3 separate regions of the Homo sapiens genome follow, and all the other regions are linked to region 1. The links are chromatin loops, found by intact Hi-C in ENCODE. Cell type or tissue: OCI-LY7. All regions are shown on one strand.

Region 1 (8,000 bases):
TCCAAGCTCCAGTCTTCACCACTGCTGACTTGTTTTCTCAAGCAATTCTGTGCTTCCCTAAAGAAGCAAGTATGCTCACTCACGTGGAGCCCACCACCCCCAGCCTGGTAGTGAGGGAGTGCAATCGGTTTCATTAATAAAGCAGCCTCAGAGAGGAATTTCATTTAAAAACAGAGACAACTAACTATATTAGTTTGAAATAAGTTCTGTACTTTCTAAACTCTAAATACAAATTCATTAGTTTTTAATTCTTTTTTAAAAATCCAGATTCCACAACTCTATGAACTGTTTAATATGAATTCCCACTACAAATTCTAGAGCAGGAATACAAGGTATTTTCTATATTTACATTTAAGCAAACAGGTGTGAAGCAAGTAAAATGTGTTCAGAATTGCTTTAGACTCTACTAATGAACTGTGAAGATTTATTTTATGATCCGTGTCATAACGAATTCTATGGAGCACTAACAGAACCAAAAGGAAGACTTACAATTTTCAACAGTAGATATTAGATGGTTAAGACATCCCAGGAATCCAGTGTGTTTTTAGTAGATGTTATTAACACATTGTTGAGTAGGTTACACTGTATTGAAGAGGGCTCTAGAAAACAGACAGTGGGCACAAAGCTACACTGAGGACTGCATTAGAATGTATGCTTATTATTTAAATTTCCCTGAGATAATTTATACACTATTCATTTCCAACAAAAGATCAAGCGAGGCGTGGTGGCTTACGCCCTGTAATCCCAGTACTTTGGGGGGTCAAGGTGGGTGATCACCTAATGTCAGGAGTTTGAGACCAGCCTGGCCAACATGGTGAAATCCCGTCTCTACTAAAAAGACAAAAATTAGCTGGGCATGGTGGCACATGCCTGTAACCCCAGCTACTCGGGAGGCTGAAACATGAGAATTGCTTGAACCTGGGAGACGGAGGTTGCAGTGAGTCGAAATCACATCACTGCACTCCAGACTACATGACAGAGCAAGATTCGGTTTGAAGAAAATTTTAAAAAGATCGGAAGTCATATAATATTGGTATCTTAAAAAATTTAAAGTAATTACACAACTAAACTGGAGCTTAACCCACAAGGGCTCTTGGCTTTGCCCAGGAAAGAATTCAGGGGCGAGCAAGAGATGGAAGAAAGCAGCTCTATTGAAGTGGCAGTGTTACAGCTCCGGTGGTGTTACAGCTCCATGACTGCTCCTGCAGAGCAGGGATACACCTCAGGCCGTGTGCTCAGGGTAGCAGCTCAGGGCAGTTTTGCAGTCATATTTATACCGACTTTTAATTACATGTAGATTAAGGGGTGGTTTATGCAGAAATTTCTAGGGAAATTTCTTTTGGGTTGTTGGGTCATTGCCTTGGAAAGAGGTGGTAATTCCTGAGTGTTGCCATGGCAATGGTAAACTGACATGGCACACTGGTGGGCATGTATTATGGAAAGCTGCTTCCTCCCAGTCCATTTTAACTAGTCCTCAATTTGGTCTGGTGTCTGAGCCCCGTCTCTGGAATCGAGTCCTGTCTCCGCCTCCTACCCCAACAGAGTAAGACTTTCTCAGCCTCCTGCACCACCCCACCTATTAGCCAAAGAGAGGAAATCCCTGATAACCATTACACTGCCCTATTTATGTCTTTAAGATAGAGTAAGGAGTTACAGGTACATAGTGTCTTGTATTTATTAATAACAACCATATCATTATGACAGAAAGCATGATGAGCAATAGCGAAAGTGTGTTTTTAAAAAAGCAACACCATGGATATCTGATCAAAACTTTGTTTTGTGAGCAATATAATTTAATACATGCTATTAGTATATAGTATGGGCTGTAGAAAAAATAGAATGCAGTATTTACCAATGTGCTTATGAAATCTATGGAAATTGGTATTTCTTGTTTTTCTCGGGGGTCAGCATGATGTCACAGAAAGTGCACAGTTATTTAGAGGCCAAAAGCCTAGATGTGTAAATCATGTTTGCCTGACTTAGCAGCTGTGTGGCCTTGTGGACCTTCCTTCAACCCCTCTCAGCTTCCATTTCTCCTCTGGAATATGGGAGTCATAACTGCTACACGGAACAGTTTTGAAAATGAAATGAGAAAACACATAAAGAACCCAGGTCAGGACATTGGCTCATAGCAGCCATTCAGTGCGTGTTGGTTTCCTTATTCCCTTCACCTTTCTGGATTAGGTCACATCCAGTGCTTCCCACATGCCAAGGCCAGTCTGAATGTCTGGCTCTCAAACTTTTGGGGATCCAGATGCTTTGTGCCTCTAATTAAGGTTATAGATCATCTCCCCTAACAAGTTCATGTGCATATAACATTTTGCAGGCAATTTCTCACAGACTCCCTAGTATTCACTTATGGACCCACTTGGGGTCCACAAATCCAGGTTAAGAATGCTGGACCTAAAGAATCTTGGGACAGTAAAGGACTGTGGTGTGTATGAAAGATTTGCTCACCAACTATAAAGAAACTAGAGGTCCTAATCATCTCCAAGACACTATCTGGCAAGTTATATATTTCTGAAGCCTGAATTGACATGTACAGGTCCATCTTGTGGCACTAGTAATAGCATTCTCACACACACACACATATGCATACACACACATGCACACACACATGCTGGCACACACACACATCAAGTATCAATTTGCGATCACTAGTTTACATGGAAACTAGGAGCTTCATTGGAATAAAAGCTTGAACAATAGCCAGTACTATGGTTCGGACATCTCAGATATTCATGATCGAGTAGGAGTCAAAGATGCAATGGAAACCACAGTGAAGAAAGGAACCGAAAAGAAAATTCACCAAGCAGAGGAAATCAGCAACAAGTCCTGGCAGGTCACAAAGAGAGAGTTTCAGGTGGTGACCTATGCTTAAAGCCTTTGTTAAATCTAGCTGTCTGGGCGGCATGTGTGATCCTGGAGAGAAAGGAGCCTATGTAACAATGGAAAGAGCTGTTCCACCAAACCCTGCAATGCCTTATGACCATGTGATCCACTGCAGTTCATCCTGCCCCAATTAAGTGCAACACAGAAGAAAAAGCATTTTCCTTCCCCATTCCATGGAGGGGCTGATGGCAGTGGTGGCCTGGATGAATCAGGAGGGATCTGGGCATAACTGGGGACAGAGGCCCATGCAGAAAGCTGGAACCAGAGAAGGGGCACTAATTGGCATGACAGAGGACAAAATAAGAGTAACCTGGACCCACAGGCACAAGTAAGAACCCTTAAGGGATGCCCAGAATACTTGAGAGAAGGTGTTTAATATCATTAAAAGCTCAGATTGTGTCTGTGGGTGTATGTGTGTGCATGCACACACAAGGGCATGTACATATGTATGTATATATGAAAGTTATAAGTGAGAGGTGGTGTCTTAGTCCATTGTGTGCTGCTGTAACAAAATATTACATATGTGGTAATTTATAAAGAAAAGAAATTTATTTCTGACAGGTCTGTAGGCTAGGAAGTGCAAGGTTGAGTGAGTGGCCTGAATCTGGTGAGGGCCTTCCTGCTGCATCATCCTGTGGTGGAAAGCAAAAGGGGAAGAGAGTGCAAAAAAACAAGAGACAGCAAGAGAAGGCTGAATTCCCCTTTATAACAAATCTACTCTTGCAATAACAAGCCCACTTCCTCAATAATAACATTAATCCATCCATAAGGGCTAATTAGGGCTAATGACTTAATCAGTTCTTAAAGCTCCCATCTCTCAACATTGTTGTGTTGGGGATTAAGTTTCCAACACATGAAATCTGGGGGGTATATTCAAACCACAGCAGGTCACAAGTCCTCCCTGCTTCATAGGCTCCTTCTCTGGACCAAACCCTTCTTCCTGTTTTTATTCTTGCCTGCACACCTGGTCCAAGATGCTTAAGATAACAGGCTCTGGGGCCAGAGTGCTAGGCTTTAATCCTGACTCTACTACATAACACGGTCACTTTAGACTATTGTTTTAACCTTTCTGTGCCTCAGTGTTTGAGTATTAATGTTAGTATAACCCTATTCACACAAACCTGCTCCTGCTCTTTTTTTTTTTTTTTTTTTTTTTTTGAGATGGAGTCTCACTCTGTCACCCAGGCTAGGGTGCAGTGGTAAGATCTCAGCTCACTGCAACGTCCGCCTCCTGGGTTCAAGCAATTTTCCTGCCTCAGCCTCCTGAGTAGCTGGGACTACAGGCACGCACCACTACACCCAGCTAATTTTTGTATTTTTAGTAGAGATAGGGTTTCACCATGTTGGCCAGGATGGTCTCACTCTCCTGACCTCGTGATCAGCCCGTCTTAGCCTCCAAAAGTGCTGGGATTACAGGTGTGAGCCACCGCGCCCAGCCACAAATCTGCTTTTAATATTTAGGGGCATTCTAGCAATATATACAAGGGAAAATGTTCACTGCTGTATTACAGGTGTGATACAGTTTGGATGTTTTCCCCTTTAAATCTCATGTTAAATTGTGATCCCCAGTGTTGGAGGTGGGACCTGGCGGGAGGTGATTTGCTCATGGGGCAGATTTCTCATGAATGATTTAGCACCATCCTCTTGGCACTGTCCTCAAGATAGCGAGTTGAGTTCTGGAGATCTGGCTGTTTAAAAGTGTGTGACCCCTCCCCGCCCCCTCTCTTGCTGTCTGTCTTGCCATGTGAGATGTCTGCTGCCCCTTTGCCTTCTGTCATGACTGTAAGCTTCCTGAGGCCCCCCCAGGAGCTGATACTGGTGCTATGCTTCCAGTACATCCTGCAGAACCATGAGCCAATTAAACCTCTTTTCTTATAAACTGCCCAGCCTCAGGTATTCCTTTATAGCAATGCAAGAACAACCTAACGTAAGGCGCCCAAATCATTTTCTCCATGAATTAATCCCTCTCATCCTCTACTCATCCCAAGTGCCCTTTCTCAGAGAGTCTGCATCAAGAATTCCTATCGAGTAGTCAGTGAGCAGGGCAGTTATACCCATCTGTTTAGCCACAGCTAACTGAACCAAGAGTGGACACCTAGCCCAAGCATCAGATCCCCTTCCACAATTCTGAATGGAGATCCAGAGAGCTGGGTCAGAATGTGAACATGCACCTAGAATGATTTAAAGCTACAGTCAGGTCAAGTAAATGCAAAGAAGAAAGGGTCATTTTGAGAAAAAATATAGACAATAATTAGACAGAGAGAGGAGCAGAAATGTGAGACCACACAGCTCATAAGAGGGAGAGGGGAGAGGAAGCCCAGCAGCATTTCTTACCCTTGGTTCCATGAGGGACTTCTATATCCACCTCCTCTCAGATCTTAAGTTTGCTGGAGTGGCTTTCAGGTACTTGGCACCAAACAATTCTAACACAAGTGTTATCCAAAGGAGTTTAGATAGGTTAGGTACCTAAGTGTCATCCTTGTACAAATGTGGCTGCCACAGACAAGACCAGAAGCCAGATCATGCCAATTTCTGCATAGCAGAAGGTATGGAGTTCCTGATTGCCTCAGGGGGAAGTAGGTAAAAATAATAATATTCTCTCATTCAGGCTGAAAGGGTTCTGAGTTTTCTTTGATGTAACTACATCATTGGACCAAATTATCTACCAAATTCTTCCATTAGATTCATATTTTAAAGTTATCTTTTAATTATCTATTTAAAAGTGCATTATAAATAGCTATGCAAAAATTACCACATTTCAGAATTCTTCATCTAAATTTAGCTTTAGGCTAAGAAAAACCACATTATCCTTAAATGAGAAAAAAATATAAAGGCAATTGTGATGACACATTGTTCCTGTTTTGGCTTGTTCCGGTAACATTTCAAACTGTTACTAGAAATAACGAGATTTTTTTTCAAACCTATGTGTTCTCTTTACCATCTCTACTTGTATGGGAGGTATGTGTGTGCACGTGTACTATGTGAATGTGTGTATATGGACATGAGTGTATATGGATCAGAGTGTGTATACGTAAGTATATACATTTGTGTAAATGTATGTACGTGTGTATGAGTGTGTGTACCTATGTGAGTGTGTGCACATGCATGTGAGTGTGTGTACATGCGTGCAGTGGGTAATAGTGAGCAATAACAAAGCCTCCCTACTTCTTAGGCTCCGCTGGTCCAAACCCTTCTCAGTCTCATTCTTGCCTGCACCTCTAGTCCAAGATGCTTAAAAGAACAGGTTCTGGGGCCAGAGTGCTGGGTTCTAATCCTGGCTCTGCCGCATAGTGCTATATGACTTTAGCCTTCAGTTTTCTCATCTGTAAAAAGAGGTTAATTAGCGTACCCATATAATAATTTTGTAAAGGTTAAATGAATAGATATAAAACTCTTAGAACCATGCTTAATACTGAATAAATATGCAAAAATATTAAGCCCTATTAGAATTAATCATGTCCCTTAATTATAAGAAAAGCAGTTTCTTTTTTTATTGAACCCCAGATCCACCCCTCAATTTCAGATTGAGACTGTTCTGCTTATTGGTGAACCCCTGACTCAGTAACCCCAGAGTGTAACATAAGATTTTCTGGTATTAAGTTTAGCTATAAGGATCTGTTAGCCTCTAGGGAGGCATCACCTCAGGGCTATCTCACTTTTAAGATTTTACAACCTGGCTCCCACCTTTCATAGGCCCCAGAATTGCAGAATATCTCTCTTTTTTCTCAAGAGGTCCATCTTCTCCATTCCTAACTGCCACCCCCCACCACACGCGTGCGCGCACACACACACACCCCCATGAACTTCTTCACATCTTCACCATCCTAAAGATCTTTCTCTCGCCTAGAAAACACGTCTGCTTCTACAAGGAATAAGCATGCACTTTTAAAGTCCTTGTTCAAATTACACAACCTTCTCTAGTACACCCTCTCTTTTGCTAATCCCGGTATACACAGAGGGTCCTATTTATATTTTACCATAACCACAACTACTACCTTGGGTTATATTTCAGTTGTGTGTGTGTGTTTGTGTAGGAAAAGTTAAATATTAAATTTGAACTCAATTGAACGAGAACACAAACAATGGTCACCAAGTCCCGGAAGAGGTTGTGTGAGCCCCTTTAGGCATTCATCCAGTGCTGTTTTGGAGAAATCTCTATTTCAATCTATTCCTATATGTTAGTTATTGAAAAACAATAGACAATCGCAAAAATAAGTTGACCTTTTTGTGTTCCTTGAGCCCAGTCGCGAAGGGCCCTCATGACTGGGCCTCATGTCAAACAACTTGTTACAAAAAGACCTAGGGTCCCAGTCTGTGCCAATGTTTCATGAGACCTCTCCTCATCTGTGCATGGATGAGTGACTGACTCTGGAGCCCAGGCTGTTGCTTCCTGGTCTGGTGGTGAATCCTCCATAGTCTGGTGGGTATATATATATACACACATATATATATGTGTGTATATATATATACATATATATATGTGTGTATATATATATATATATATATATAATCTTTTCCCTTCTCCACTTCCCATTGCAATTGGCTTATTATATCAATTTGCTTATTATATCATTTGCTTATTATATCTGCATTGCCATTTACATGTGATAAAGGTTGTTTACCCTTAAAGGTATTGTGTGTGTGTGTGTCTTTTCTTCTCCCCTCGCATGCTTCCTGCACAGAGCAGTGTGTATGTAGGGCATTTCACAGAACAAAAGCCTATATTTTTTATATACATATACATATACATATATATATATATATTTTTTTTTTTTTCTCTGTGTGTGTGTGTGTGTGTGTATACACACACATATATCTCCTGTGATGATGTCAACCAGGTCTCAGGAATCCAGTGAGTTTGAGGTAGGGTCAGTCATTAAATGCATTGGTGTTCCAGCCTGGGAAACATGGCAAAACTCTGTCTCTACAAAAAAATATGAAAATTAGCTAGCTGTGGTGGTGTGTGCGGGTTGGCCCACCTTCTCAGGAGGATTGCTTAAGCCCGAGAGGTTGAGGCTGTAGTGAGCTGCCATCACGCCACTGCACTCCAGCCTGGGTGACAGAGCAAGACCTTGTCTCAAAAAAAAAAAAAAAAAATGCATTGGTGT
Region 2 (8,000 bases), 240 kb after region 1:
ATTTCAGGGTAATACAATAATTTCATGGTGTATTGCATACCACTTTGATGCTGACACGGCTTTTCTGATGATGATGATACCATTTTCACTTTCAAAAGGGTTTGAGGCAGTTTATAGAATAATAACAACAACAGTGAATAACATTCATGTGGTGCTTACTATGTGTCAAAAACTGTTCTAAGGACTTTACAGATATTCACTCATCTAATCCTTCCAACAGTCTTACGAGGTTGGTACCTTCATTATCCCCACTTTATAGGAAAGAAAACAGAATCCCAAAGAGGTTAAGTGACTTGACCAAGATCACTCAGCTAGCAAATAGCAACACCTACAATAAGACAAAAAAATAAAATCTGTAAGAACCAAGTCATAACGGAAGAATGGCGAGTGGGAAGAAACTAATTTTATCATAAAACTTGGGGAGAGAATGTTATAACTCAACACAAAACTTCATTGTAAGCTTCCTGGAAGCCCAGGGGAGAAGGAAAATGGGTTGGGCTTTATCCAAAGGTTACCTCAGGCAAATTTTAAGAGAGTCTTGTGACACTAGACCAGAAGCATTAAAGACGGGTGGTCGGTGTGAGCAATGCCACTCTAGAAGGCAGAGTCGGAGAGAAGTGCAGAGTCAGAGGCCACTGGGGTAAGTAGATTGAGGTGCCAAAAAGGCCAGCAACAGAGGTGGAGTGAGATAGAGACTAGAAGGAGGTGGAAAAGGTTCCAAACACAGAGAAGGCAAGAGTCAGCGTAAACCATCAATGCAGGGGAGGGTCAGCACTCGAGTGAGTCATGGAAATGCAGAATTCCGATCACAAAGTCCTTTTATACCTTGCTACTTAAAGTGTGGTCCTTGAACCAGCTCAGGAACTTACTAGAAATATAGAATTTCAGGCCCCATCCAGTTCCACTGAATCAGAATCCACATGTTTCACAAGCTCCTCAGGTGATCGGAATGCACACGCCGGTTTGAGAAGCACTGCTTTGGCATGGGCCTTGGTGAATGCCCACATAGCAGTAGACTCTGAACACACACCCAGTGCTGTGATAGGTGCCCTCACATTCATTATCTCCTGGGATCCTCATAACAATCATACAATAAAGATATCCTTTTTGTACTCATTTTACAGATGAGGAAATTGAGGCTTACAGTCATACCTAGTGAGAAACAGAGCTGAGACTTGCCCAAACCAATTACCTTCCATTCCATTCAATTCATTTCTATTGGCATTTCAGTTAGAATTTATCCTGGCCAAGGCAATAGCAGACAAGCTGCTGCTGGCATCATTCTGAAGGGTAGAAGCAGGGGACCTATATCAGAGTGTGTTACAGCAAGCAATGGAGGAAGGCTCAGCAGTAGGTTCTGATCGAAGAGAAGGGGACAGATGAGAGCAGGTAGGATGGATGTCTTCCAAGAAGGTACAACCAGAGCCTTCCGGGAACATGGCAAATTTGGCCCTGAATCCATCCAGAAAACAAGTCCTTCATATTACAACTGGCGTAGCTCCAGCCAGGCCACGCTGCCCTATCTAAGACCCTCCCCTTCCCGCCCCCACCTCAGCTAGCTGCAGTGGTGTGTTACCCTTCTGACTGTTCCGTTCATTCAGCGAAATGTCAGTGTAGGAGCAAACTGAGAGTGAATGTGTCTTTCATTTGCCAATTAGTCATGTACCACCTAACTGCTCATGTGTGTGATTTGAGCACGTGTGTTACATGTTACTTAATTTTTCCTTTATTGGTGATTGGTTTAATGAAGTTGCACATGGGCCAGGATGGTCTTGTATCTAATTGGCTTCCACAGAGTACAAGGTGGACACAGAGTGCATGTTTAATAGATTTTTAATGATGGATCACCTCTTCTAGAGAACAAAACCAGAGCCCTCAGTCCCTCAATGCCCCACCAGGGAGAGCGGTCCAGGTGGAGGAGATGAGTCCTGAGAGCTGAGTGGGTCCACCTACATGGGTTGGCCTGATGGTCCCTTCCTCGCCCAGTTGAACCCTCCTATCAGGGCTCAGGGAATCCCTGACACGCCTCTCCCCTCCTCTTTCATCTTCATGGGAAACAGAAACCACCAAATGTGGGTGTGTTGTGTGAAGACACTAGATGGTGTTCTCGTCCGGGCAGCTGTTTTGCTGTGTTGTTTTCCTGCCCCTTCCTGAGAAGATAAGATCTGGACAGGCTTATGATTCTCTCCCACAGACCCTCAAAGGCAACAAGCAAGCCAAGTTCATTTCTCAGGCACCTTCTCAGAAGCACACCCCACATCAGTATGTTTAATGAGATCCGGGTCACTTGAAAGCAGCAGCGAAAGCAGCTTCCCTAAAACACAGGGCAAGATCAGTGCCTCCTCTGAGCTTCCCTTTCTTCTCCCAAGATCCCCAGGCAAAACTGATTTGCATGGGCAGCCAACTTGTACCTCCTAGAAGGAAACTTGAAGCCTGAAGTCGCTGGAGATACCAACACCTTCCCCAGCTGTAGGGGGGTCGGGGGAGATGAGCACTTAACAGAAAACAAAATTTGCAGGTCTTTGGGGAGGCTGGGGAGAGGGAAGAAGACTGCTCTGGAAAACACAGAAGGAGAATAAAAGACAGAAACAGTTAAAAAGAATAAATGACTATGAGCACAAACTCTGCTACCTGGCTTCAAAATGGGATTGCAGTTGCAAGATGGCCCCAAGATATGAACTAACTCCTCTGGGACCCAGATCGAAGCCCAGGTGGCAACTGCACCTGCCTCACCCAGTGCAGAACACAGAATTAGTCCTGCTCTGCAAAGCCCTGTTATTGGCTTACTGTTACCAGTGACCCCCGCCTCCCCTGCAACCCAAAAGGACGGAAACCTAATTTTGATCACTTTTCCCTCCTCCAAAGCTGCTTCTCCTTCATTCCTCTACAGACCCCCTTATATTGTAAACTGGCAGCTGATAATACCATTCACTTTCAAACCAATGTTTACTGAGAAGTCAGAGGAAGTGAATATAAAAGATAGGGCTTGCAAAGACAGAGGGCAAAAGAATTGGAGATTTCTTCTTCTATTTGAAAGCATCATGCCCTCCTGACCTAGGTCCCAGAGACCAGGCTAGAGAGAGAAAGAGAGACACTGAGGTTCCTGGTGTATCTCCTGATGTGCAAAATGGCAGGAGGAGGAGGCTGGTATTGCTTATGGCCCCACGTGACCTAAGGATGGCCTTTCCCAATGGTGAGCCCAACAGCCTCCCAGAGAATCAGGCCTCCAGAGCAGAGCTGGGAGGGGAAGACATGGCAGCCCTGGAGGCTGGGCCTACGGGGTGGGGGAAAATTAGAGGAGCCAGAGACCCACAGTTTAGAAATACAGTGGAGGTCAGGTGCAGTGGCTCATGCCTGTAATCTCAACACTTTGCAAGCCTGAGACAGGAGGATCCTTTGAGCTCAGGAGTCTGCCATCAGACTGGACAATATAGCAAGACTGTCTCTACTAAAAATCAAGAAAAAAAAATAGCTGGGTGCAGTGGCACACACCTATAGTCCCAGGTACTCGGGAGGCTGAGGCAGGAGGATCACTCGAGCCTAGGAGGTCGAGGCTGCAGGGAGCCAAGATCACACCACTGCACTCCAGCCTGGGCAACAGAGTGAGACCTTGTCTGAAAAAAGAAAAGAAAAGAAATACAGTGGAACATGGCAGCTCCTTTGTTGTTAAGTTCCAGGATATTTTTCATTCTGGGCAGCCTAAGGTGTCTTTAGCTGTTAAGGAGAAAGAGCTTGGAGGATGTGGGGAAGGGAAAGCTGGGGTACTACTGAGGGTTGAGCCTGATAGGGGGATGGAGTTGCCTGGACTGAATTTTCAGGGCCTTCATCAGTTCCTTTTCTGTCCCCTGGAAAACAAACTGGGCCTCTCTTCCTCTCTCTCCCTCTCTTTCTCTCTCTCTCCCTCTCTCGTTTTCTCACTCTGGCTCACACACACACACCTTTTCTTGATTAGATCGTTACATTCAATCCTAGGTAGGTGTGCCTCTAATTTCGGGTCCCCAAGCATACACACCCCAGACCTCAGGGGACTTTGGCTTCCTGAGGTCAGGTCGGAGCACAAACAGATCTGAAACGCCGTTAGTCACATCATGGAAGGGAGTGAGTTGGGTGCTTCAGGTAGATCCAGAGTACACCTTGGCTCTCACTCGTTATTATTTCTTAACAGTGTGAAACCCCCAGGACATCCCGACAGCGTCTGTCCTGGGTGGGCCAATGTGAGCAGAGAGCACGGGCTTTGAGGCTGGAGCCCCTGCATTTGTATTCTGGCTCCACCGCCTACCCTGTCACCGTGAGAAAGCGGTTTGACTTCTCTCAATCTCCTTTTCCCCTAGGTAGGAAAGGGACAGTAATGGTCCTTAGTAGGACTGAATGAGATACTGTGTAGGCCCAGCACGGTGCCTGAGCAGATGAAAAACTCAATAACTCATAGTCATTCTTACTTTTAACAGCACTTCCATTATCATTGTTATCCTCCAGGTCAGGAGCCACGCTGGGCCTGCGGTGAATTTTCTTAGAGTAGATTTTTAAGGGAGCCGGTCCCCAGCTCTTTCCAGAATCCCCAGAAGCTATTAAGGTTGTCTGTGTACATCCAGTTTGCCATGTTTAGTTAAACTTTGAGGGACTCACGCCCCAGTGCAGCCCACGGGGTTTTTGCAGAGCTGATGACTAATATTTTGTAGAGAGTCTGATGACTCCAATACACCTGCCTTATGTCCCTGGGTCTGAAACAGCTTTCTTAATAGACTGAGAGATTCACTACAAGGACTCTCCTTTGTCAACATTTTACCAGCCCTGATGAAGGATTAAAAATTATGTTAACCAGCAGTTCTGACTTGGCTTCTGTCAGTCACAGCTTCGCATGGCTGCACTTGCTTCTCTCTTCCTCTTCCTCTTCCTGTCCCCTCTTTGCTGATCTGGACTCAGCCTGGTATTCTTGTCACAAGGTCATCGCCTAGGTGAGCTCAGCTCAGCGTGAAACAAAACAGCTCATCTGAAGGCACCACACAGTCCGTACTGGGAGGAGGGGACCCTCCTCAATCCCCTGCCTTCTCACAAGTGGGCTCTTTTGGTTCCATCTTGCAAAAGCTGGGCAGAAAGAATTTTAATCTGAGCTCTCGGAGCCCTTGGACACAGGGACAGCATGAACTGCCCCTAATTCCTTGGGTGCTGGGTGGTCTGCAATCACTCCCTCATAGCACTGTCTGAGGGCTGACCACTCAGCTTGCAAAGATATCTAGGCACAATTTGTTTTCAAAAGGCTTGCATGTTTGTTATTTTTTGAACTTTGGCTTTAGATCAGTTTGGGTGTTCTCCAGAGAACAGCCACTCTGCTTCGGCATTGAAGCGTTCTCTCACTCACGCTCTCCTCCCTACTCCCAAGTGTCTTGAATCACTGCTGCATTGCAGGTTCATGCATCTGGACTGTTTTCATGTTCTTGGGGCATGGCGTCTATTTTATAAACACACGGTCAGTTTACACTGCCTGGGAACTTAGGGGATTTCCTCTCTGTGGGAAACAGCTGTGAGGAGCTTGACCAAACTTGGCTTTGTGGAGAGTAAGACGTCGCCTCTGATCATCCACGTGGGGCAGCTGCACTGGCTGTGTTCCTGTTGTTATGCCTGAGGATTCTCCTAGAAATCTAAGCTAAGAAGGGAAGCTCATTATGCTCTCCTCCCTGGTTTCCAGTTTAGTTGTTCATGAGTGATTTTGCATATCATAAAACCCCATGTCTGTTCACCTTCACGCCGTCTGCCAGCAGCACCTTAAGCCATCTGACTGCTGTGGGACCTCTGAGGCCACAGAATTATGGCATCATGAAGCTGGAAGGGACTTTAAGAGAGCCATTCGCCCAACACATTAGATGAGCACTTATTATGTGCAAAGTGCTGTGCTAGATGCCATGGGTGAAGGAAGGTGAGAAAGACCCAGCCTCTGTCCTCAAAGAACTGACAGACTTTAGGCTTGGCCATCATCATCACAAAGCATTCTGTGACCTTCTTCTTCAGGTGGGCTCAAGGTGTCCTCCTTAGTTCATGCCCCCTGCTGAGCACTATCACAGCACCTCCTATGCTGCAGTGAAGTGATCCTCATGTCTGTCTTCCGCATAGAATGTGAGCTTCCAGAGGGCGGGACCAACGATGCTGGGTGACATGGAGATTCTGCAGCGCCTATCATAAGGTTTTCATAAAGGGGAAATAAGATTAAGAGTAGAAACACTCTATTTACTAGCTACTTAGGCTAACCACCAAAACCAGAGGAGGTTGGTAGCTCCCTGAAGCAGAAAGAACTAGAGAAGCCAAAGGGATACCACCAACCTTGAGAGTCCATGAAGAAGCTGGGAAAACCGGAAGCATCTAAGCCACCGTTCTCTTGGCCCTTCTGCAAACCCTCTCTGCCACGTCTGCAGGAGTTTGTTTTAGTTCACTAGGGCTGCCAAAACAAAGTACTGACTGGATGGCTTAAAGAACAGAAATTTACTTCCTCACCATTGTGGAGACTGCAAGTCCAAGGTCAAGGTGTCAGCGGGGTTGTTTCTTCTGGGAGCTCCTCTCCTTGGCTTCCAGATGGCCGCCTTCTCTCTTTGTCTTCATATGGTCTTCCCTCTATACCTATCTGTGTCCTAATCTCTTCTCATAAGGACACCAGTCATATTGGATTAGGGCCTACTCATATGACCTCATTTTACCTAAATAACCTCCTTAAAGACCTTATCTCCAAATAGAGTCATATCCTGAGGTACTGGGGATTAGGAAGTCAACCTATAAACTTGGAGGAGAAGAAGGAGGCTGCACAATTCAGCCCATGACAGAAGTTAACACTGATGCTCAGAGAAGTGCCAGTGAGTCCCTGATAAAAGCTACAGCCAATCAGTTCAGGAACCAAGAATTAGGCCTGTAACTGCCTTCCTTCTTGGCTGACTGACAACCCTAGAGATACAAAGCTTCATCCAGCACTGGTAACCGAACTTAACTCTATTTTGCCACCACCACTTCCTGTACGTGCCCCTCGCCCCTTGGCCTCCCCACAGCACTGGTGCTACCTGAGGTGTCTGTATTTGAGCCAAAGGCAAGAGAAGGTGTCAATACGGAAGAGAGAAAGAAACATGTCTCCCTTGGGACTAGGGTGGGAAATGACAAGGATGGAGGCAACTTCCAAGGAGAACCACTGGCTCGCTTCCCAAGCTCATAAGCAGAACATAGAAAAAAGGTCCAAATGCCCTGGCTAGATGGAAGAGAGCCAAGCCACCAGCAAGTACCAGCAGCGGGTCTCTGACTGCCAGCCAAGGCCATGGCGCTGCCAGACAGGAACTGACATGGAGCAGAGAGAGAGGCCTGGCAGCGGGATGGCTTCACCCTCCACACAGCTTTTGCTGTTGGCTTCTGCAGGGTCATGAGTCCTCAGCAGCCTCAGTTCCCAGAGTCACTCTTCACTATTGGGTGCCAGTTGGCTAAGTGCCATATTGGAAAAAGAGTACGGGATGTGAGCTTCTAGATGAACCAACCCATTATAATCAGACTTGGCTTAGTTTGGCCACACATTGCCAAGACAGGAGGGAGGTGTTGCTGACTCAGCACCAGGCACCCAAGGACAGGCAGGTCCAGAAGTGGCTTGAGGTAAAGGAATCTACAATGGACAACTGTAGTGTCCTAGAGATGCCTAGGGTCCAGCCATTAAGCTGTAGTCCAGTTCTCTCGGCAAAGGAAAGTTCACAGTCTATCTTCTCAGCTGCCCCTGAATCCAAGTCTCAAGGTGCAAAGTCCTGGAGGACTTGCAGACACCAGCTGCTGGCTTGTCCAGGAGATATTAAAGTTTCCTTTAAAATCATCCCAGCAGTCCAGATGACCTGCTCTTCAACCTCATCCTGAAATTGCATCCACAGCAGGGTAGACCAATCTGAGCAGCCAGCTCTGGAAGTGAAACTGAGGAGATCATAGCCAACAATCCTCCTTGGACCAGGTGGCATTCTGGGCTTTGCCTGGAGAAAGCCACATTTTTTACA
Region 3 (8,000 bases), 170 kb before region 1:
GCTGCATCTCTGTGAGTGTTTAGATTTTCAACACTGGTTTATCAAGATCAAGAGATCAAAGATCAAGAGATCTTAATTATCTAAGCTTCTGGTTAGACCAAGTAAGAAAATGCATGATGAGAAAAGAAAAAGTATGATAAGTCTTAGTCTAGGTTTCTTCAAAAGTAGACCTTGAAAGAAGGATTCAAGTGCAAGTAGTTTATTTGGGAAGTGAACCCAGGAAACACTGGCAGGGAAACCCAGTAGAGCTGGAGAAGAGAAGGCAACCATAAAGAATGTAATGTGAAGCAAGTAACTGCCGTAGTCACCTGAAGCTTCATCCTCCTAGAGGATTGTAGGAGATACTGTAAAGTAGGAGCCTCAGAGTCACCCCAGCAAGGGGCAAGAAAGTAGGAAAATTCATTTGCCATTTCCATCAGGTATTGGTTGATGGCTCTCCGAAGTAGCAAATCAGCATTTCTAGTCTTCCATGGCTGTGCACAGATTGTCTCTAGAAGTCAGAGAAAGCTCTCAGGCAAACGTGCCCCAAATTGTAAATTAGTGCTATAAGCACTGAAATGTAAGACCCAGGGGGATATGTGAAGGGTACCAGCAGTACCAGCCACAACATGCTTCCAAGGAAGGGTGCAATGATGATTTTGTCCCAGAGAATAGAAAGGAAGCACTTGGTATTTGCTGACCAGCAACACAAACTTTCTCTCCCTCATGATAACTGCTCATCCTCTGGAGCAAGTCCTAAAGTCCCCCAAATAGGCCTTCACTTCCTGCTGCTCACTTCTAGTTCCTGAGTAAAAGGATGTATCATCCAAACTGTCCAAAGCAAAAGAATCGTAAGGATACTAAGAGTGTCTTTTGAAGTTGACAATGGGCCTTCGTCCCCTTATTCTTGGCTTGTATTTCTTTATTCCAAAGCAAGGACATTTCAGCACTTTCCATAGTGAGCCAATGATCAGAATCCAGATGTGAGTAGGCTGCCTTCATTTTCTGATTGCTAACAATGGTGAGTCATATGAGGATTGGATGTGACTCAAACATGAGCCCAGTGCATGTGAATGCTTCAGTCATGCCAATGTTTCCTTTGGTGAGAATCCCTCCTAATGTCCAAGCATAGCGATATGTTTATAGTAATTGTTTTTCACTAGAATAGCAGAAAATTATGTTATGTAACTATTTACATTGATTTTCAATTACTAATTGATCCAATCCTGCTGCTATGACAACTGGCGGCACTCAGTTACCCGATGAAAACTGACTATAATCTCGTAAAGAATAAGGGCAATATTGCCAGCACTTACAATCTGCATGTAGACAGTAGGTTCTTGATGAGTCCCATTACTCATTCTTTGCTGTTTGGCACATCATAAGTGCTTAAGAATTGTATATTTGCTCCACATTTCTCTTCCTCCCTTTCTCTCCTCCCTTTTTGCCTCAGTTTATCATTAGAGGTGGAATCGGGGGTTCATAAAAGAACATTCTAGATCATGATATGTAGAAACAAGTTAAATGGGGTGGGAAACTACTAATTCCTTGAACATTAGGTGTCTAAGAAGGGATTTTTTTTTTTTTTTTTTTTTAGGTCCAGTATGTTTTCCTGATCAGGGAAAGACTCTAAATGGCAACAAGCTGGGCTAGACATAATGCCACTTCAAGCCCTGGGTAGCCATAATATTCGATATTGACCCTTGGCTTATGGAATTTTTTGTCAAGTTGATTTTCTCTTTGGGGAAACCTTCTTAATGTGATTTTATTAGGGTTAAACTGTAATAGCACAGAAAATTATTAAATACATAGCAATTATATTCAGATTCAGGTACTCAAGAGAAACTGTACAAAGTCAATCCACATTGATGACATTGTTGATTATTATTTTGTACAATTGTTCAAGAAGAGTGTGCCCATTCAGAATTGAGCCAAATAAAACAGTTGACCCTTGAACAACATACGGGTTATGGGCACTGGCCCACCAGACAGCTGAAAATCCACATATAACTTTTGACTTAACTACTACTAATTTAACTACTACTTAAATACTGCTAGCCTTCTTTTGACCAAGAGCCTTGTTGACAACATAAACAGTAGGTTAACCCATATTTAGTAGGTAGCATATCATATGTACCTACTGTCTCAAGGTGTCTTGAGACACCCTTGCTGTCTCAAGGGTGGCAGAGATGGAGGAAAATCCATGTATTGGACCTGTGTGTTCAGTCCATGTAGTTCACGGGTCAACTACAGAACATTGATTCTCAAGTGGCATGGAAGATGTGAGTGTCAGTAAAGCTGTGGGCAGGGGAACTATAGTGAGAAAACATGCCAGAATCACCTGCATAACTTTTTCAAACTACAAGTCTGCTCACAGCCTGGTGCCTGATTCAGGGAGTTCTGGTCTGGTATGTCACTGAGCAACAACCTCTGGAATAAGGATGCTGTGCATGCCTAAAGAAAGCATAGGTTCTTCTCTCTGCTTATCCCAGGGTGGAGGGGCCTCCTGTTGGCAAGAAGTGCCCTGGACATAACAGGACTGCCTTCCCAATGGGGGTATCATGTATTGCTCAGGAAGGCACAGAGCCAGTAGCCTCAATGAAGGGCAAGCCCCTCTTTGTGCAGACCCCACTGGTTATGACTCTGAGGCTCACAGAAAGTTCCACTCACTGAAACCCCACCAGAAACAATCAGTCCCAATATAGTGTGAAAGAAGAGCTTCACTTAAAAACCATCATTAAAACTTTCACTCCCACTATCACTATGTTGTTAGCACCCTCAATTAAAGCAGAGATTTCCCTCCTGGAAATCACTATGAGTCTGTTACAATCACTAGGTCCCTGATACAATGAAAATATTTTCCTTGAAAGAGGCAACATTCATCCAGAATTACCATTGGACCTATATTTCATATGAGGGATATTGCTTATAACCTCTCATTGAGTACTATGCATCCGTTATAATAATTCTTGAAAACCACTATAGGATGTTGATATTCTTATTCCTTTCTGCAGATAAGGAAACCTAGGTTCCATTAAGGTTCAGAAACTTGCCTCCAAGATGTCATAGAGCTATTAGGTGTAAGACCCATCACTCCTGTACACCAGTGTGGATTATCTCAGGCAAGCCATCATTACCTACTAGGGAGGAAGGAATGGTCATAAGAGAGATGGGGACAGCTCCAGCATTCTGTATATGGGGGTCTTCGGGATGACAATCTGGTTGGGGCAACATGGAGGTGGTTTTTTTTTTTCTTTCCAGAAAATTCTCTTGGAAGCTATGGTTACATTGCAAACTCATATTTTAAAAAAACTCAGTTGGAGTGACTTGAAGAGGAGATTGATGGAACTTGTAGGGGAGTCTAAGATCACCAACCACCCCTGAGTAATGACCTTAAGCCACCATTAGGTTTATCCAATAGCATTTGTTTAAGCAGTTTCCATGTGCCAGGCTCTATGCTGGAAACACACAGTTGGCCCTTTGCTTAAGTCACTCAAGAAAACCAGGGGGAAAGAAGTAGCACTGACAAAATTATGTCATCATTTGAAAGGTGGCAATTCAGAAATATCCAAGATTCACAGTAAGAGTAAATCCTATGGCTTTCCTTTTTATGGTTCTAATCTAAATGATCATTATCATCTCTCAGGACTAGAGATTTTATTTTTCTCACAGAGTATGTGGTCTCCAGGCACACAGCTTGCATAAATCCTGAACACATTCCTCAAGGCTTTATGATGTGTGTGTGTGTGTGTGTGTGTGTGTGTGTGTGTGTGTGTGTGTGTGTGAAAGAGAACAGAGAGAGAGAATGTTACAGGGAGGATGCATGACTCCCTGCTGTGATCTGACAACATTCAGGAAATTTAGAGTTAACATTCTTACAGTCAGCAGTCGCATAGGAGACTGGGCCTCAATCTCTGCATTCCTGGGCTGTCGTCGGCTTCACGATTTCAATGTGCCTCAGTGTCTGTTTTGTATTTAACTCTGCCCCACATATAACACCACAAGACCTGTCCGTGGTTTTGCTGTTAGAGAATGGTTAATATCTAAAGAGGGTGGGTGCCCTCACCAAGCACCCCCAGGGGAGATCTCAAGCTAGAAAGATAATGATCACTTTCATGGAGAAAACCACACAGGCACAAACACCAGAAACTGATATTTAAACCCCGAACTCATAAGGGACCCCACGTTTTCCCATTAGCTGGCTTTGTCTGTTTCTCCTCATCAGCAAACATATGCTCTCCATGGAACCAGCCCAGCCCATCTGAACCAGTTACTATTTCTGTAAGAAGTAGGAGGGGGAGGAGAAAGGGAGAAGAAATTTTACATTACCATTCTCATGCGGTGCTATAAATATTTGCCACAGAAAGCCATGAGGTCTCATTTGCATGAATGATACCACAAAAGCCAACTGTGCCTCTGTGAACTAAGGCCTCTCTCACTCTGTCCTGAGTGCACTGCTTAAATATTGGGGTGGGCTCTTTGATTAGAGAGATCTTAGTTTGACTCCCAGCTCTGCAACATAACATTGTATGACCTTGAGAAACGTAATTGACTTCCATTTCCCAATTTCAACTATCCCATTCTCTCACTACCGTCTTCTACCTGCCAATTCCCTGCCACCACCAGTAGTTCAACAACACTTTGACTCCTACCAAGATCTTGTTTTATTGATCTATACAAGTGTTTCACCATCCCTTACCTCTTGCATGGCCTCCTTTTATTCATTATTCATTTAAAAACGCCACGGCCATTCAGTAATTCTTGAGTGTATTTTTAATTTCCTTGTCCCTCTCCTTTGGCATATTTGCTTGGCTAAATGAGAAACCTAGTTACATCCACCTCTTTGCCTCTTCCTCACCTGAGCCTGTAGCGTTGGACATGTTTGGAGAAAAACACATAATCTTACTGACTAGTCTCATTAAGTTTATGACTACCATCTTCAGCTGTGCCTTCTGCTGCCTGGCAACCACTCTGCCTCCCTAGCCAGTTCACTGTCTCATTTTCCTAGCTGAGGATCTCATACGTCCTCTGTTCTCTTAAACCCCCTACCCCCACTCTCCCTCTCAATTACTGGCTTTGCTTCCTGCTTTCCCGAGAAAAATGAAGAGAGAATTTCCACAAACTCCCACTTCCGCCTCTACCCATCTCCCTATATCTCATTTCTGTTAATGTGGATGAACACACTCTGCTCTCAGCTGAGCAAACCTTGCCACTTCTTTCTCTCGTGCATCATAGGATTTTTTTTTTCTGTATTCAAACTGTTCCCATACTAGCATGCTGTTATTCCGTTTTACTAAAAATCTTTCTTTTGACTCCACTTTCCTCTGTAGCTATAGCCCCCATTTCTCCCTTTCCCTTTATAGCAAAACTCTTTGAAAGAGCAATCTATACAATAGTTACTGTCTCTAGATTCTCCCAACTCTTTCTTGAACACATTCAAATCAGGGTTTTGCTCCAGTGAAAGCATTCTTATTAAGACCACCAATAACTTCCATGTTTCTAAATGTAATGCTATGCACTCGGTAGATATTCTTGAATGATGAATGAATCACTCTAAACCTCATTTTCTTCATATGTAAAATGACATAATAATATCTACTTTTGATATTTGTTGTGGTGACTGATGTACTATAGGCAAAGAATTTCAGAGTAAGTGCTAAATTATATATTAAGCAAAAGACGTTTGCTACATTTTGAGAGGAAATATTTACCTGCAAAGACTCTGCAGCTTCTTTCAATGCTGAACCTTCAGTGAAAGGTGTTGCCCACACCAGTAACCACCCCTTGCTCTTATGAAAAGATTTCCTCCCATTCCTCTAAAGATGGCAACTTTCATTTTCCTAAATTGGATATTAAACTTTGATATGTTGGAAGATGTGAATGTATGTTGTTTGCTGATGAAATTGTGGGGCTTCCTTCCAGTGAGGGGAAGGGCGAGACATCTGGGTTGAAGAGACATCAGCACACTGAGTTTGTTCATTAAGTAGGACCTCCAATATATATGCAACCATTTGAAAATAATTGAAATCTGTTGGGGAAGAGAGAAAGAGAGAGGCATGCAAGGATAGATGGCTGATAACTGAGCACTGCACCTATTTGGTTGAAGACAGTAAAAGGACGGAATGGTCCAGCCAAACTCATTGGCAAGTAGGTGAGCCAGGGGAAGGACTCTAGATTAAACATTTCTCTCCAAGACTCCCATCATACCCTGCTGGAGGGAATATGCATTCCTAAAACTTTTGGGGCCAATTTGACAACATGTTTTTAAAAAGTTTGAAACACGCATGTTCTTTGATCTAGTCATTCAATTTCTAGGAATTTATTCTAAGGAAATAATTATAGATAAGCACAGAGGTTTAGTTACAAGACAGTTTGCTACAACATGGCCCATACTATGGTTTAAAAAAAAAACTAGAAAAATATAAATGTTTACCAATAAGGAATTGGTTAAATACATCATTTATTCAGTTTAATGATATTCAATGAAGTCATTAAAAATATGCTGGAGATTATATTACATGATGTTGAAATATGTTCACAATACATTGTTAAGTGAAAAAATCAAGTTGCAAAACATTATGTAGAGAATGATTTACATTTTTATAAGTTTTTAAGAAAAAAGTTTGAGAGACTTTGTAACCAAATAGTAATAGTTGTGGGATTACAAGTGATTTTCATTTTCTTCTTTTTACTTATTTATATTTTAAAATTTTTCTACAAGTGTGCATTACTTGTGTAGTAAAAGTTAAATCCATAGAGAAAAGTTCTCTCTCTAGTCAGTATAGGACCTTTTGTTCTTTCTCCTGGCCCCTAATGATCATATGCAAATGGACCGAGACTGAAGATACACACAAGTTAATAGGCATACAGCAAGAGGGGAGTGACTTGATATTTTTAAAGAATGTCCATCCATCATTCATTTGCCAAACATTGATGTGTGAACCATGTTTGGCACTATACAAGTATCTAGCCAGCAATGAGATTAACGTGGCCTCCCATCCTCATGTAGTTTTTCATTTACTAGAGAAAACAGATAGTAAGCAAATAATTATGCAAATATGGGAATTGTTACAGAAGAAAAATTTAGTTGTAACAGAGCACATAGAAGAATTTAACCCAGTCTTCAGGGTGAAACTCTTCGGGTTTTAGATACATGGGAAGGAGCACTCCGGACTGATTTCTGCCTTTCTGATTTCTCCCATGATGTGTCTAAGGGAAACTGCCAGTGTGATCGGACTGGACAATGTCCTATTGCTGGTCTCTAGAGTTATTATAGAATCACAGTTCCCAGCCATTCCACTTGTCAGGAGCCAGGAGACCTGCCTGGTTCAAGTCCCAGCTCTGCCGCTTCTAGCTGTGTGACCTCATACAAGTCACTTCATGTCTGGTTTTACTCTCAATATTTACAGAATGAGCTGATTGGTTTAGACAACTCAACAACAACAAAAAGTCTGGGACTGTATGACTTCAGAGGGCCAGAAAGACTCACAAGAGAGGGAAGAGACCCTGGCTTGGGAACGGGTCCAAGGGTAACTAACCCGCCTTGGTTAAGGTGGGGTGGGAAAAATTAGAGAAGATTCCCAGAAGGGGACTCAGGTCTTGAAAGATGAACAGGAATTTGCCAACACGGGATCCTGAGGCTGGGGCCAAGGCCTGAGTGTTCATGCGGCAGGAGCTCAACTGAGGTACAGGAAGAGGGGCCACTGAAAGTGAGTGTGGAGAGAGGATTGTGCTCTAAGGCAAAGCAGAACCATCAACGTTTGAAGTAAAAAGAACTAATAGAAACAGATCTGCCTATGGTGTTGAGGACATTTGAGAGGGCCAGGCTGGAAGCAGGGATACCAGTGAGAAGACTGTCGGAATAGTGCCCAGTCAGAGTGAGACACAAGAGGAGGAGATGGGAGAGAACATGAAACTGGACACTGCAGGTGGAGACGGGGCTTGGCAGCCAGCTGACCAAATTCAGGGAGGCAGGCGCGTGGCCTGGTCAACTGGACAGACTTATGGCAACCAGGAGGAGG

Evidence for each region. Hi-C counts contacts between places; a loop is a spot of excess contacts. Peaks named below come from ENCODE experiments on the same cell type or tissue, not always from the same donor. Only the 100,000 strongest peaks of a DNase experiment are listed, where the experiment ranks them.
Region 2: it touches region 1 in a loop (5-fold over the local background); 2 of 110 quality-filtered maps call a loop at or near these places.
Region 3: it touches region 1 in a loop (2.4-fold over the local background); 2 of 110 quality-filtered maps call a loop at or near these places.

Annotation. Positions count from the first base shown.
Region 1 is chr11:111,173,949-111,181,948 of GRCh38, forward strand. No RefSeq gene overlaps it. Among named protein-coding and RNA genes, the nearest start is that of POU2AF2, 68 kb to the right of the region's middle. RefSeq lists an enhancer at 3,955-4,024. In OCI-LY7, no CTCF peak of the experiment used is centred here; DNase peaks (open chromatin) are centred at 2,853, 3,523, 3,853, 4,443 and 1 weaker place; H3K4me3 peaks cover 3,485 bases; H3K27ac peaks cover 5,126 bases.
Region 2 is chr11:111,412,427-111,420,426 of GRCh38, forward strand. It overlaps LOC100132078 (a long non-coding RNA gene), which reads right to left and starts at 5,760. Exons shown (of 4, transcript NR_046085.1): 1 at 3,939-5,760; 2 at 3,493-3,614; 3 at 2,412-2,555; 4 at 1,816-2,314. It also overlaps a transcript of BTG4 not described here. RefSeq lists enhancers at 1,846-2,185, 4,386-4,455, 5,506-5,615 and a silencer at 4,116-4,165. In OCI-LY7, no CTCF peak of the experiment used is centred here; DNase peaks (open chromatin) are centred at 2,035, 2,715, 4,915, 5,505 and 3 weaker places; H3K4me3 peaks cover 4,997 bases; H3K27ac peaks cover 7,367 bases.
Region 3 is chr11:111,001,426-111,009,425 of GRCh38, forward strand. The region is part of intron 2 of LOC105369489 (a long non-coding RNA gene); the gene reads right to left. Among named protein-coding and RNA genes, the nearest start is that of LINC02550, 92 kb to the right of the region's middle. In OCI-LY7, no CTCF peak of the experiment used is centred here; a DNase peak (open chromatin) is centred at 4,366; H3K4me3 peaks cover 1,212 bases; H3K27ac peaks cover 975 bases.